2 separate regions of the Mus musculus genome follow, and region 2 is linked to region 1. A link is a contact called in ENCODE Hi-C or POLR2A ChIA-PET data. All regions are on one chromosome and are shown on one strand. The core of a region is the stretch at or near the end of the contact, and the rest is flanking DNA. Distances in the headings are between cores, read along the strand shown. Region 1 holds the start of Arf6 (ADP-ribosylation factor 6). Region 2 has its middle 13 kb from the start of Gm46353.

Region 1 (7,492 bases), core at 3,509-6,008:
GTCATATTTTTTTTTTTTTGAGACAGGGTTTTATGTGTTCAGCTGGCCTTGAAATCACTTTGTAACTAATGGTGACCTTGAAATCCTCATCTTCCTGCCTTCACTTCTCAAATGCCTGGGTCTACAAATATGTACCAGGATGCCCCACCTAGGCAGTATTAGGGGTTGAACTCATGGTTTCATGAATATATCTTCCATATTTTTGCTGAGTTTTTTCTTTTCTTTTGGCCAAAATAGAAACAGACCCATATTGTGCTTAGCTAAGCTGTTGTTTAGTTACAGTGTAACATTTTACAGCCATTTCCACACTCGTAAATCTTGGCCTCTGTGTTCAAAACTGACCTCAGAGTAGAAGCTACAGCAGGTAAACACATACTGATGGTTCAAAGGTTCTGAGAAGCATCAAAGCTGCTCCTGTGTTTGTTCTTGGTACATACACTGTGTGTGCTTACAAAGCAAACCTCAAAAGGATATGGAACAGAGAGTCTCAGGCGTTTGTTTGGGTGGCATTTCCCCTTCTGTCCTGAAGCTGTTTGCACAGTGCCTGCCCTGTGTTTCCAAGCTTGCCAGGTGGTCTTCATTCCCCTTCTTCATCCTTCTTCCTTCTTGCTCACGTTTACTATCTTATTCTCACTTTACTTTAGTCTAAGTTTTAAATTAGAAAATTTGCTATTTTACTGATTCTTTGTTGAGATTTGGAGAGTTAGTGGTTTTTTGTTGTTGTTGGTTTTTTTTTTTTTCCTAGATTGTATAAATGTAATGCTCTTCTAACTTAGGGTTACCACCAAGTTAGGACTCCTTTGAAAAGATGACTTTTAACCTACAAGTTAGGCAGATAAAGTGCAAAATTCTATGCTAGAGGCAAAAGAGCAACAGACAGAGCTAATCTTGTGAGATACTTTAAATTACTGACTGTTAAGTACCATTGTGACATCACTAACTAGAAGTTAGTTTGTGTGTGTATATATATATATATATATATATACACACACACACACACACACATATATATATATATGAAAGTAAGAGCAGAATGAAAGCAGAAAACCTGGATGCTGGGAAATTTGAAGTTGAAACCTCCAGACCATGTCCAACCCGCATTTCTCCCCGGATAGCTATGAAGGTGGACCAACATACTGGAAAATGAAAATATTAGATAGCAGAGTTCTTTGAAGGACAAGAAACCCAGTCCCCAGAGCCTTGGTTTCTCTTGGGTGTCTCCTGAATGCTAGACGCTCTGCACCAAGATGCAGCCACTGGGTCACTGTATCAGATACACAACCAAGGAGCTAATAATACAGACCCCATGAGTGTTGTCACAAATGCTGCATGCAGTATTGCCTTAGTAAACTACTAAATTGGGAATATTCAGTAATTAACTGAATTAAAAGCAATCTGAATGACTGAGCCTTTCTGTTTTCTTTTTTAAATAAATAATAGATGAGTTTTAGTTTAAAATTATTCTTCTGATATTAAAAAGTCAAATTTATTTTTTTCCCCTGAGACAAGGTTTCTCTATGTATCCCTGGCTGACCTAGAACTTACTCCGTAGACCAGGCTGGCCTAGAACTCAGAGATCTGCCTGCCTCTGCCTCCTGAGTACTGGGATTAAAGGCATGCACCACCATTGCTGGACTCAAAAACCAAAACAAACAAAAAAGTCGAATTTCTGGTTAAGACAGGATTTCACTATGTAGCTCTGACTGGTCTGGAACTCACAATGTAGGTAAAGTCAGAGTTTCGTCTGCCTTTGGAGTGCTGAGAGCAAAGGCATACACATCCAGCTAAAACTTTGGAACTTTTTTTTTTTTTCCAAGACAGGGTTTCTCTGTGTAGCCCTGGCTGTCCTGGAACTCACTCTGTAGACCAGGCTGGCCTCGAACTCAGAAATCCGCCCACCTCTGCCCCCCAAGTGCTGAGATTAAAGGCGTGCGCCACCACACCCAGCTAACTTTGGAAGTTTGAATGTCTCATATTTCAAATCCTGGAACACCACACCAATCAGCTTACTCACAGGAATCCTATGGAACACCGAGGTAGGAGAGTGATTTATTTGCTCATTTTCCTCTTTCCTTACTCTTCATTTGGGAATAAGTCCAAATATGAGAGGTTAAAACGGTTGCTGTATATCAACATGAGTTTCAGTCATGGTCTGCCACTTTTTGACCATGGAATACATTTTGTCTCAAGATCCATGTCATGAAAATTAGTCAGTTTTTGCCCTGAACGTCTTCAGTAACTAGCTTAAATTTTCTTTTCTTTTTTTTTTAAAGATTTATTTATTTTTATTTATATGAGTACACTGCAGCTGTCTTCAGACACACATTAGAAGAGTGCACTGGATCCCATTACAGATGGTTGTGAGCCACCATGTGGTTGCTGATTTGAACTCAGGACCTCTAGAAGAGCAGTCAGTGCTCTTAACCGCTGAGCCATCTCTCCAGCCCTAGCTTAAAATTTCTAAATGAAACTTCATCATTCTGTAGATCTTCAAGGCTCACTTCAAACGTAGGACTCTTGAGCAGATACAGTTTTGGATCCTTGAGTCCCTTGTGACCGTCGTTTTCCCAATGTTTTTAATACTAGCTGGAACTTTCATATCACACCAGTCTTTCTTAGAAAATCGGTCAACCTTTCACCACACGCTTGCTCTTGCCTGCCAAGGTACTCCTTAGAGAGCCATTTTATATGCAGCTAACAGTTGAAAGGGGAGGGAGAGGCAGGTTGTAAGTGGTGGAGCCACTGGTCAGGTGCCATGTTCCCATAAACAACACTAAGGAAATCACTGTGTCTCAAAAATGTAAAAGAAAAAAAAAAAGGCATGAAAGTAGAAGGGGCTACTAAAAAGGAAGTCAGTGAAAGGGAGCAAGGGAAGGTGACAGAGGGGGAGAATAACTGAAAAACATTATATACACATTTGAGGGCAAAATGATTATGTACAATTAATATAATAGAAACATCAAATAAAAATTATTCTCTAGAAGGGGTCAAGAAAATAAGATGTTTCATCTGTGGTATGGTTTAATAGTTGCCTAAATTATTACTATTTGGAAGTGTTTGGAATATTTTAAAATTTACCTTTTTTTTTTTTTGAGCTAGGACCTCACTTTGTAACCTTGACTTGGCCTGGAGCTCAATATGTACACCAGGTTGGCCTCAATCTCAGAGATATTCATCAATCTCTGTCTCTCCAGTGCGGGGGTTAAAGGCATACACCACCTTGAATGTCTTTAAATTACATTTTGCTTGGTGTCCTCCAAGTCAGGGTGGGTGACAAGTGCTTTAATCACTGAGCAGTATCAACCAGCCCCAAACTGACCTATTTTTTTTAAAGCATGGCATAGAGAGTTTAATTCTTACTATTGGCGACTAGTTTCTGACTATTGCTATTTGTTTTGTACTATAATTATTCTTTAATCATTTATTATTGGGGCTGGGAAGATGGCTTGGTGCATTAAAAAGCACTTGCTTTGTAAGCAGTAAGTTCCAGAGTTCGAATCTTCAGTCAAGTAAAAAGCCTGCTGTGGTTTCAAATACCTGTTGCTCCATTGGGTCACCCCTGTCCTGGGAGGTGGAGGCTGGAGAATAATTTCAGATAACCCTGAGCGACTGTGAGGCCAGTACTTGTTAAATAGAGTGGCACACTCTCTAGCCTAGACTGACCTAGAATTACAGCGACCCTCTCTGCCTCAGTCTCATCACTTCTGGTACAGGTGTGAGCTGTACCAGATGACTTCCTTTTTTTTTTTTTTTAATTATAAAATAAAAACAGTATATTATCATATGCTGTTGTAGCAACTTCCTTGAACTTAAGTTTTCTCCCCGTGTTTATTTTTATTAAAAATTTCACCTTACTTTAACCTTAACACTATCCGTTTAATACAAAAAGGTTTCCTGGTCCAGCAAGATGGCTTAGTAGGTAAAAGCGTCGGGCGCCAAGCTTGACTTGATACCTGGGACCCACATGAAGAAAGGGGAGAACTGACTTTGGTTGTCCTCTGACCTCTCTCCGTGCGTACGCACACTAAATGAAAAAAAGTATTTGAAAATAAGAACAAAACCCAAAGAGTTTCCTTATAGTACGTGGAGAGCAGAAGTCAATTCAAGGGAGTTGGTTCTCTCCTTCCTGGGGAACGAAGGCGGGTCCGCCCTCTCGGTGGCAGGCTTTACCCACAGTCATCTCGTCGGCCCTGATAGTCTGTTTCTTAAGAAATGCGGGCGGTTCAGACCAGACTTATAAAGAACGAGTTTAAACTTTCAAAGGCAGGGCTTAGGGGCAGACCCAACTCGAGTACAAAAAGTGCGGGCTACTTTGGCGGATTCTATGGAACACTGGCCTCCCACGTGTCTTCCAGGAAACTGAAGGAAGGCTGGGGAGAGCGGGAGGGGCTTCGCGCAGGGGGTCCGGGAGCGAGCCTGGGAAGCGTGGCTGGGGCGCCGGTCCTAAGGGCCGACGAAGCCCGCCCTCGGTGGATCCGTGCCCCGCCTTCGAGTGGCGGAGAAGGAGACCCGCGGAGACCCCGGGTAGAGCGACAGGTGGGCACACGGCCAGCCCCACGCCAGCAGGTTCCGCGAGGCGCCGGCGTTGAGCCCCGGGAGCCGCCGTAGCCCCGCCCCCCGGCGCGTGGCGCTCGTGACGTCGAGAGCGCGGGCCACTCTCCTTTCAGAGGTCGCGCTCTTCCGAACGGTCGGGCCGAGGCGCGCGTGCGCAGTTGGGAGGGGAAGTGAGGCGGTTTCCTCGGCGCCTTTTCCGGCAGCGGCGGCGGCGGCAGCAGAGCTAGGAGGAGGAGGTGGAGGCCGGAGGGAACCCGCGCTCGGGGCGGCGGCTGGAGGTAACCTCAAGGGCCGAGCCCGAAAGGCGGGCCGCGTCGGTCTGGGCGCCCCCTCGGAGGCCCGGCGGTAACTCCCTTCTCCCTCTCTGTGTCCCTGCAGGCGAGCACCCGCGAGTTCCCGCGAGGATCCATGACCTGACCGGGCGCCGAGCCGCGCTCGTCGTCGGGGTGGTGACCGGGGTCGGTGCCGAGTCCGGTGCTCGCAGGCCGGCAGGCCGGCCGCAGTTGGAGCCGGCGCGTGCCGAGGCGGCGGAGGAGCTGTCGGCGGCGCTTGCTCGCTCGCTCGTTCGCGCGGCGCCTGCGGGGGGGAAGGGCAGTTCCGGGCCGGCCGCGCCTCGCCTCGCCTCGCTTGAGCAGGGCGGCGGCTCTCCCGGCGCAGACGCAGGGCCCCGGCGGCGGGCGATGCCCGAGTGAGCGCAGGCCGGGCCCCTGCTCCCCTAGCCGGCAGCTTCGCGCAGGCCGCAGGGCGTCCTCGCAGCGGGGCGGCGACGTTTCGGGCTCGCGGCGGCGTTGTAGGCTTGAGGGGACCCGGGACACCTGAATGCCCCCGGCCCCGGCTCTTCCGACGCGATGGGGAAGGTGCTATCCAAGATCTTCGGGAACAAGGAAATGCGGATCCTCATGCTGGGCCTGGACGCAGCCGGCAAGACAACGATCCTGTACAAGTTGAAGCTGGGCCAATCGGTGACCACCATCCCCACGGTGGGCTTCAACGTGGAGACGGTGACTTACAAAAACGTCAAGTTCAACGTGTGGGATGTGGGCGGCCAGGACAAGATCCGGCCGCTCTGGCGGCATTACTACACCGGGACCCAGGGTCTGATCTTCGTGGTAGACTGCGCCGACCGCGACCGCATCGACGAGGCCCGCCAGGAGCTGCACCGCATTATCAATGACCGGGAGATGAGGGACGCCATCATCCTCATCTTCGCCAACAAGCAGGACCTGCCCGATGCCATGAAACCCCATGAGATCCAGGAGAAACTGGGCCTGACCCGGATTCGGGACAGGAACTGGTATGTGCAGCCCTCCTGTGCCACCTCCGGGGACGGACTCTATGAGGGGCTCACATGGTTAACCTCTAACTACAAATCCTAATGAGCGTCCTCCACCCAGCCCCCGGAAGGAGAGAAATCCAAAACCCATTCCTAGGATTATCGCCACCTCCATCACCTCTTTGAATTGCCACTCTCTTTTTGAATCTGAACTCTGGAGTTACTGTTCTACAGTTTAGTGGGGTTGGGGGTTTTCTTTGTTTCCTTTTTTTTTTTTTTTTCCCTCTTGGCTTTGCGTTAGGATGCTCTGATCTGACATTTGACACGAATACAGTGCTAGATGCCTTGTGACTTCCAGCAAACGGGGTGGGGTAATAGCAACTCTTGGTAAAGTCCTTTATAATAATGGTTTGATTTTTTTATTTCGAGAGAATCTTCCCCCCCATGTATGCTTTTTTTCCTTTTTGCCCAGGTTCTTATCACTTGCTGTAGATGGCTTATTTTGCATTCATGCAGACTATGTTCCAAGTCTGTTTCATCTAGTAAACTGAAAATTATTGCTTAATCAAACTGCCGTTTGTCTTTTATATTTAAGGCCTCCCCCCCCTTCCTCCTTAGCGCTAACTTTAGCAGTTTCAAATGTGACCTTTTATAGCCAAGACCAGTATGGTGAACTAAGCCCACAGTGGCAAGATAATGAGTAATAGCAGTGTAATGTTCCAGTTGCACATGAGTGTGTCAGACAGGTAATGTCAGGAGCCCCTGGCAGTGTCAGCCATTAACGTGCATGAGGAGGAGTACAGCTCGAGCTCCCTTCACCCTAGCTAACTGCCGCCTAGAACAAGCAGCGCAGCCTGTAAAGCCTACAGGTCTCTTCCACTGCAAAGTTAGCAACTTCGCTGTTTCCCTCTTCTTACCTTTAAAAATACTCTTTCCAGAAAATGGAGCAATAATGGTGTATGCCTCACACAGATGAAATATTTGTAGATATTTTAAAGTGACTTTTGGACAAAACTGGAATGTTACCTTGTTTCAAATGTCTTAAGACCAGTAGTTTTAAAATTACTAAACATTTGCTCACTAATAAAACATTTAAAAAGTCAAATTATATGCCCCTTTAACGTAGCTGGAAAGAAAATACACATTCCTGTTTTCACGTTACAGCAGCTGACTAGACCGAAGATAATGACATTTTTTAAATAGATGAGTGATCTACATCTCCATTAAGACACTGGAAAAGATGTTTTATTTTAAAAAGGTATTTAGTTTTGCTTGATTGTAGGGTTTACTCCTGCAGATATCCTGTTGGTTCGGTAGTATATCTATCTCCTGTAAGGAAGGAAATGTGCTGAATGAATGGCTTAGATGTGGATGACAAAGGGGAAGTAGGCTGGACGGGAAGAACCTACAGATGACAATGAATGTAAATTAACTTTAAGGGTAAGCATTGTGCTGGTTGTATCCGGATCTTAAGATGATCTGGCTAGGACCTGTAACTAGATGGAGACCACTATAGTAACTTTTTGAACCAAATGTTAATGTCATTCCGAATTGTGAAGCAGCTTCTGGTTTCTCTGTAGCCTTAAGGATTAATTTAGCGATCCTCAAGGAATTAAACTTAGGGAATTTGGGAAATGTAGACTGCACAGGCAGTGTACTGGAAAA
Region 2 (7,492 bases), core at 3,292-5,791, 170 kb after region 1:
TGAATATTCTATAATGAAGGTGACAATTCTTGTGTGTGTGTGTGGGGGGGGCATTTGAGTCTTCCATCTGGTGTGAGTTGAAGCAATGGGCCCCTCCCAAGAGGAGACAGACGGACTATCTCACCTTTGGCCAGGGTCTGCATTTCTTTTGCACTGGGCTATGCTTAGCAGGCAGGTATCAACAATATACATGCATAAATAATAACGTTGTTTCACATGCTGTATTGTGAGTATGGTTCCTACTGTAAAGCAAGCATGGGGCCAGTGGGATGGCTCAGAGCATAAGGTTGCTTTCCTTCAAGCCAGACAACCTTAGTTCAATCCCTAGGACCCAAATGTTGTAAAAGAGAAGCAACTCCGGCACGTGACCTCCAACTCCCACACGTGTGCACATTTACAAAAAAGCAAACATGACAATAATTATGGTGTGTTTACAAGTGTTTGTTATTTTATTATCCAAACTTTATGTTTAAAATAACAATATTTTAGAGGGTTTTTTTTTTTAACAAAAAATGAACTATTTTGGTGGTTGGGCTTAGATACAGATACTGTAATAATTTTTTTCAGTTTGACATTTTCTTCTCATCAAGGTATCTGGGTGTTGTGGTACTCACCTGTAATCTCAGCATCTGGGAGGCTGAGGCAGCAGGACCAACAAGAGTTCTAGGCTAACCTGGGCTAAATAGTTCTAAGCCACCCTGGGCTAGAGTGACACCCTATTGAGAATGGGATGAGAATGGAGAGGGAGAGGGAGAGGAAGAGGAAGAGGGGATGGAAGAAGAGAAGGGAAGGAAGAAGGAGAGGGGGGAGGGGAGAGGGGGCTGGAGAGATGCTAGGCAGTTAAGTGCACTGTTGCTATGCAGAGGACCAGGTTTCAGTCCCTTCATCCACACTGGGTGGCTTACTACCAGCTGCAGTTCCATATCTACCTGCCCCAATGGCTCTGGCACCTGAGCACCTGTGCACATGTGCCTATCCCTGCACACAGACACATACACATAATTCGGGAGGCAGAGGCAGGCGGATTTCTGAGTTCGAGGCCAGCCTGGTCTACAAAGTGAGTGCCAGGACAGCCAGGGCTACACAGAGAAACCCTGTCTCGAAAAACAAACAAAAAAAGTAGTTTTTAAAAGTCTGAAAAAGGAAGTCTTCCTGCATCAGTTTGCACAAGTCAGCTCTTCGGTTTCTCATGGTTAAGTGGGCTCTCATAGTATTCTGTAGTGGGACTATACTACTGCATGCTGGGGACAGAGCGCCCACACTGCTTAGTCAGGAGAGTCCTGACTCAATGGCAGATGTGGAGGCCTGGATGCCACCAGCTATGTGGCCCAAATGCTGTGTTCTCTCAGGACTTGAATGTTGAAGACCTAATGAGATTGGAGCAGAGCCTTTGCAAGGTGAGGTTATGAGGGTGTGGTGCGTGACTGATGGGACTCAGTCCCTTGTAAGAAGAGACATGAGAAAGTCCCCACCTCCCACCATGTGGGGACACAGAAGGAAGGCAGCCACCTGCAAGCCAGGAAGAGAGATTTTGGAAGGAACTGAATTGTCTGGCACCTAGATCTCGCACTTCCCAGACCCTAAAACTGCCAGAAATAATTGTCTGTTGGTCAAGCCATCCAGTCTGTGGTGTTTATCCTGGCAGCCCAAACCTGGAAAGTGTTGTGGTAGTAGAGAGGTGGGGACATACAGGATCTCAGGGAATTGGCTGGCCACTAACTGGTTCTGAAGTGTTCATTATTGTGACGATTATTACAAATCTATTGTGGTAGCCACACTATGTATGCTGCTTACCTTCTAGAGGAGAAAGGTGTGGTGGTTTGTATATGCTTGGCCCAGAGAGTGGCACCATTAGGAGGTGTGACCTTGCTGAAAGAAGTGTGTTACTGTGAGCATGGACTTTAAGACCCTCATCCTAGCTGCCCAGAAGCCAATCTTCTCCTAGCGGCCTTCAGTTGAAGATGTAGAACTCTCAGCTCTGCCTTCACCATGCCTACCTGGATGCTGCTATGCTCCCACCTTGATGATATTGGACTGAACCTCTGAACCTATAAGCCAGCTCCAACTAAGTGTTGTCCTTGTAAGAGCTGCCTTGGTCACGGTGTCTCTTCACAGCAGTAAAACCCTAAGACAGAAGGCAAGCAACAGACAGAGCAAGATAGTGTTAGATGGCATTATCTACTGCAGAGAGCAAGGCAGCAGATGAGATGAGAAGCCAGGAGGAGGAGGAAGAGGAAAGAAGGAAGAGGCACAATTCCCCTTACCCCAAACCCCTACCCTACCCCACCCTGCCCTTGAAGCTGCACACAAGGAAACCCCGAACTCTGAACTGAATCACACAGGCACACCTCACTATGTGGGAAGACAGAAATTCGGACCTGTCTGCACCTGAGAAGCACATATTCATCAATGGGGGTGGGGGTGGGGTCTACCACCAAAGGTGAAGGGACTGCAGTCAACTAGCCACAGCAGGGCAACCCCCACAGTGAGATTGTGATGTGGGCGGATAACTTAATAGTGTCCCTTAGGACATGGGTCTCCATGGGTCTCACACCAGTGGGGTCTTATGAGCAAAAAGCCCATGTGCTTTTATAATGGGTTCTCGTCCTGAGAGTATCTATGGAACATGGAGACTGTGTCTCCTGGAGCAAACGCTGGCTTGTTTAGTGTCCAGTATGAAAGGACCCTGTCATTTATGCACAGCAGGGAGACTCCTGTAATCCCTGTACTTGAGAAGTGAAAACAGTTCCTTGGGCAGCAGGAACCCAAGTTCAAAACTAACCTGGGATATAATGAGAGACTCTGTGTGTGTGTGTGTGTGTGTTATACACACACAATTTGTTATGATTTTAATCATGAGGAAAAATAAATGCAGGTTGTGCCACGTGGTACAACGATAACACAATGAGATGCATGCAGCGATCTCAGCACGACCTCCCTCTCTGCTGCAAGTGATTTTTCTACACAGCACGTGGTACTTGGCCAAAGCTACCCTGAATTTCTAGTCTTCCAGCTGGCATTTATAGAAGATAGGAGTGCCTAACCCTGCTGGCACTTGGAAAACAAAATCCCAGGGAAGGGCTCTGATGAACTCAAATGAGGTCCTGTGTTTACCCTAGAATCAGAAAGGGATGGGGGGTGGAGGTCAAGCTATGGTATAACTATGCCTTTCAGAAGGTAAAGAGGGATTTGGGAGCCTCCTGTAACCCAGGACAACAGCAGGGAGAGGCAGTTTTAGCCAGGGAGGGCCAGGTGGTCAGGAGCTGCAGATTCGTGGATGCACCGTTTTCAAACAGAGCGAGTAGGAGGAGGTGAGGCCATTCATTGATGGGAAAGGCAACCCAGCCAGTGTGGGTGTTTGTTTTGAACTTGGTGAATTTAGAATCTTTGGGGACATAATTGTAGAAGAAAGATCACACTGGTCGCTGACACTGGTCGCCGAGGATACAATTCTGCCGGTCAGAAAACCGTGGGCAGACTCAGCTACTGGAGGAAGACCGAGTGTGCCTCCCAAGGTTCCTGGCAAAAACTGTAGAAGGTGCCACCACATTGAGCTGCCTAGCAGCAGAGTCCTCCGGTGTCACCAGGCCACTGGTGAGAGACAGCCTGGCTAATTATGAATGCAATGCGGAGAAGCCAGAGTTAGTAAACCTGCCTGCATCCACATTTCTGTAGAATGCCTGCACTTCCCGTGACTCAGCGAGGGCTCCTCCTGTGGCTTGTTCCAAAGCACACTGGGAGTTGTTGGGCAAATATTTGAACAGCCTTTCGATCTGAAACCCGAGTAGCTGAGCCCTTCAGCTTCAGAGCCTGCAACTCCTTGCTGCCACTAGCTCTTTCTGTCCCTGCTACAGCCAACCCCTGCGGCAGCAGGAACCACTGAGCAACTAATCCCAAACTGGATTTTCCACCAAAAAAAAAATGTCACCAATGATGGAGGAGAGGAAAGATGACCAAAAGTCCAGGGCACCTTGCTCCCACTCAGAGGGCTCGCTTTATCTCTCATGGTCGGGTTACATGCTCATTTCGCGTTCAGCGGGAACTGAGTGTGTGATTAATCTCTTGATCAGGAGTGAGTCAGGCATGGGTGTGAATCCACAAAGTGCTAATTACAAACGTGCTTCCTTCCTGGGAGCCAGTAAGAGAAAGTTAGTAAGGCAAGAGAGAAGTGCTGGGCGGGTCCCTGAGCAGGGACCCAGAAAGACCCCTCCACTCCAGTTCCCCTCCGATCAGGCAGGGCAGAGGCGCTGCGGGTGCGGAATGAGAGACCCTGGCTTCTCTATGAGCTGCACATCTAAAATAAGACTCCACGGGAGACTCTGGGAATTTCCTGTACTTTTTAACTCTCAATGTCCTATTTATAAAGCTTAGTCACTGCAGTTGTTTCGCAGTTACTCCGCGGCGTGTAGAGACAGGTCATAACAGGAAACAGGCTCACAGGAGGCTCTCTCTCAACCGCTGGCTTTGGGGGAATCTGGGTCCGGTCTCCACTTGACAAGCTCAAGGGACTTAACTGGACTGGGTAGCTCTCTAATCTTTCCACTGGCCAGCCACACCCGGCTCTTACATATTCCCGAGGAGGGTCTGGCCTCTTCAAGGGCTTCTTACAGACACTGTGAGGCCCAGCTTCTTGGGAGACCCCCAGGCCCTGGCACAGAGTATGGTCTGAAGGCATCTTTTGCTTCCTGCAGCAAGAACAGACCTGCCCAAGCGTCTCTGCTCGTCCCTGTCTGCATAAAAAGGGCAGGTTCTCCCAGAAGGTTCCAGGCTCCATTGCCTATGTGCAGAAATTGTTAAAAACAATTAAGAGGCAAAGGAGGGGAGAAGAGGGAATGAGCTGAATCCAGCAAAGCTCAGCCAAATGTTTTGCTCCTGTTTCAACCCTGGGCAGAGCCACAAGAGAGAACAAAGCCCTGTTCACTTCCCCATTTCACAGCCACTAAGCTAGCCTCTGAAATCAGGCTCTCTCATCAGGGCTAGTAAACTAACTCCTGTCCCCAGTGTCCCCAGACACTACAGGGCAGAGGTAGCCCCATTTGTTGTTCTTCATGGGGGGCATGGAGTCTTCCCAACCAGAGCCAGCTTACTTCGTAGCTGTAGTTTCTCATAAAGCAAGATGACCAATAGGTGGGCTAAGGCTCTCAACCAACTTTTCTTGGGAGCCGGTACTGGCTTAGCCCTGACTTCTGAGGCTCTGAAGCAAAGAAGGTTTAGATTTGGAGATGTTCCTTGGCTTGAGACATTTTGGGTCACAGTCCCAATAGTGTGGTGGTTTCTGATGGAGCTGGGCCTCTCTTAGCTCTGGGTGTGCAACAGTCAGAACCCAAGATGGTGTCGTGTGCCAGGGTTCCTCCATGTCTTACACTAGAGGTGCAATGGCCCAAGGACTTCTTTGGATGGCATTCCTGGACCGGGGTGGTCTGGTCCATTCTCTGGAATCTCAGGCTCTTTTACCATCTGCTGCCTCTCAAGTCCCCAGGCTGACCACTGACCAAGCCTCCTATTCCGTTCTCTTTCTTCTGGCTTCTTCCTCTCTCTGTTTCTCTGCCTCTTTCCGTTCACAGGCCTTTACACCCCCTTTTTCTCCATCTCTGCATTTGCTGGCCTGACAGTAAGTCTCCAAAAGCCACATGGAACCCATATCTCAGCATCCAGAGGCCTAGAGATTTTCCACCTCCCAATGAGTCACACTTCCCTGAGCTCCCACCACCAACCACAACAGAGGCTGGGGGGAGGGCCATACTTACAGCGCATAAAGACAAAACATTCATCAACGGAGAAGAAGGATGTTTCAAACAAGTGAGAGCTGCCAAGGTTCAGCAACTGTGTCAGACGCAGGATCAACCTGCAAAACTCAGTAGCAGCTGTCTCCACCCACAGTCGCTGCTAGAAAGTACCACTTCGAAGATACTATTCATAACAAAGGCATGAATTACCAGATACGTAGGAGTTTATTAACCAGGAACACACAAAAAGTCTATAAGCATTTTAAAGTTCCAATAAGGCCGCATAAAATTATCTGCACACAAGAGAGCACATTCTATGCTTTGGAGTGAGCATCTTAATAAAGGATGTCTTGTATTGGATAACTGTGTAAGGATCTAATTACATTAATGATTCAACTATACACTGAAGACAAAGCCAATCAATGTGCTGGCTGGCTTTCTTTGTGAGGAACTCTATAAATGGATAACGTTTAAAATGGAAAGTGGAGAGGGGATTTGCTTAACCAGATACACAACAAAACCTCCGTAAGGGCAACGCTGTGTGACCGGCTCAGAAACAGTTCTAAAGAGCTGAAGAGCAGAAGAGCAGGCTGCCTACGCTCTGCTTGTACACAGGCAGGAGTCACTCTGCAGCAGGGATATGTTCTGAGAAGAGCATGTTAGAAAATGTCACCCTGGTCAGGTGGTGGTGGCCCATGCCTTTAATCCCAGCACTTGGGAGGCAGAGGCAGGCGGATTTCTGAGTTCGAGGCCAGCCTGGTCTACAAAGTGAGTGCCAGGACAGCCAGGGCTACTCAGAGAAACCCTGTCTCTCAGGGGGGCGGGGGGAGAAAATGTCACCCTGGTGTGAGCCTCTCAGAGAGTCCATCAATAGATATGATTAACATCAAGTATCTGAGGCTGCTGCAATGTCACATGGTAAAAGCCTGACAAGAAATGTACAGAGTAACCGTAGAGTGATGATAATTATGGCAGATCTATGAATCAGTAATCGGACAACATAGACGTGAAGAGGTGAACGTAAGGAGCACACAATCTGAGTGCGTGCTTTTCGCTCTCAGTTAAGGCTTGGCTAGGAGAGCTGCCCGTGGTGTTATAACTGGGACAGGGGTAACAAAATGTGCACCTTGCATCCCTGTGTAGCTTAAATTGCACTTTTGACCAGGCTCCAAATGTCCCCTATTGTCAACAGGAAGCTCTCCTTGCACCTGTGGTAGAGGCTCCAATCCAGAAGAACGGGAGCTGGGGTGGGGCTGAGTTAGTGTCCCTTCTGTCCCTAACAAGCCTGTTCTGAGTACCCGACAAAGTCAGACACGGAATGTTCACACCCTCCTTTTAGAAGCTGAAATCTTGACTCTTCAATGTGATGGTCTTAGGAGAGGCCAGTGAGGTATGGTTAGGTCCAAGGGTGGGGCTCCCAGGAATAGGATTAGTGCCCTTATAAAAGAGCTTCCTGAACCATCTGCCTGGCCGATCTCATAGCACAAGGAGACAGAGAAATTGCCACCTCTGTACCAGGAACAGGTCCTTGGTAGATACCGAACCTGTACCAGGCTCCAGAACTGTGAAAACTACATTTATACTGCTTGGAAGATGTCCACTCCATGGTATCCTGTTGTAGGAGGGTCTATGTACTGTGACAAGCCACATTTCCTCCAACTGCTTCACAAAGATAGCCCATCTCCTGAACTCCCGAAAGCACATAGAAATTTAAGATAAATGTGGCATAATACCAGCCATTGTTAAGTTGTTTGTCATTTACCTAG

The links. Hi-C counts contacts between places; a loop is a spot of excess contacts on that map. ChIA-PET counts read pairs that join two places held with the same protein, here RNA polymerase II (POLR2A).
Region 2: a loop to region 1 is called in a map of CH12.LX, with 3 times the contacts of the local background. The contact joins the enhancer-like site here to the promoter of Arf6 in region 1. A Hi-C loop is called at or near these places in 2 of 37 maps with a recorded cell type or tissue (CH12.LX and mouse trophoblast stem cell). POLR2A ChIA-PET finds 5 or more read pairs at or near these places in 1 of 5 experiments (Patski).

The regions. Positions count from the first base shown.
Region 1 is chr12:69,367,392-69,374,883 of GRCm38, forward strand. Arf6 (ADP-ribosylation factor 6) reads left to right here and starts at 4,759. Exons shown (of 2, transcript NM_007481.3): 1 at 4,759-4,832; 2 at 4,933-7,492. The coding sequence starts at 5,403. The coding sequence ends at 5,930. It also overlaps the pseudogene Gm18113.
Region 2 is chr12:69,533,803-69,541,294 of GRCm38, forward strand. No RefSeq gene overlaps it. Among named protein-coding and RNA genes, the nearest start is that of Gm46353, 13 kb to the right of the region's middle. Within about 2 kb of position 4,542, at least 3 of the 3 ENCODE cell types and tissues checked have a DNase peak (open chromatin) inside an H3K27ac peak, as active enhancers do.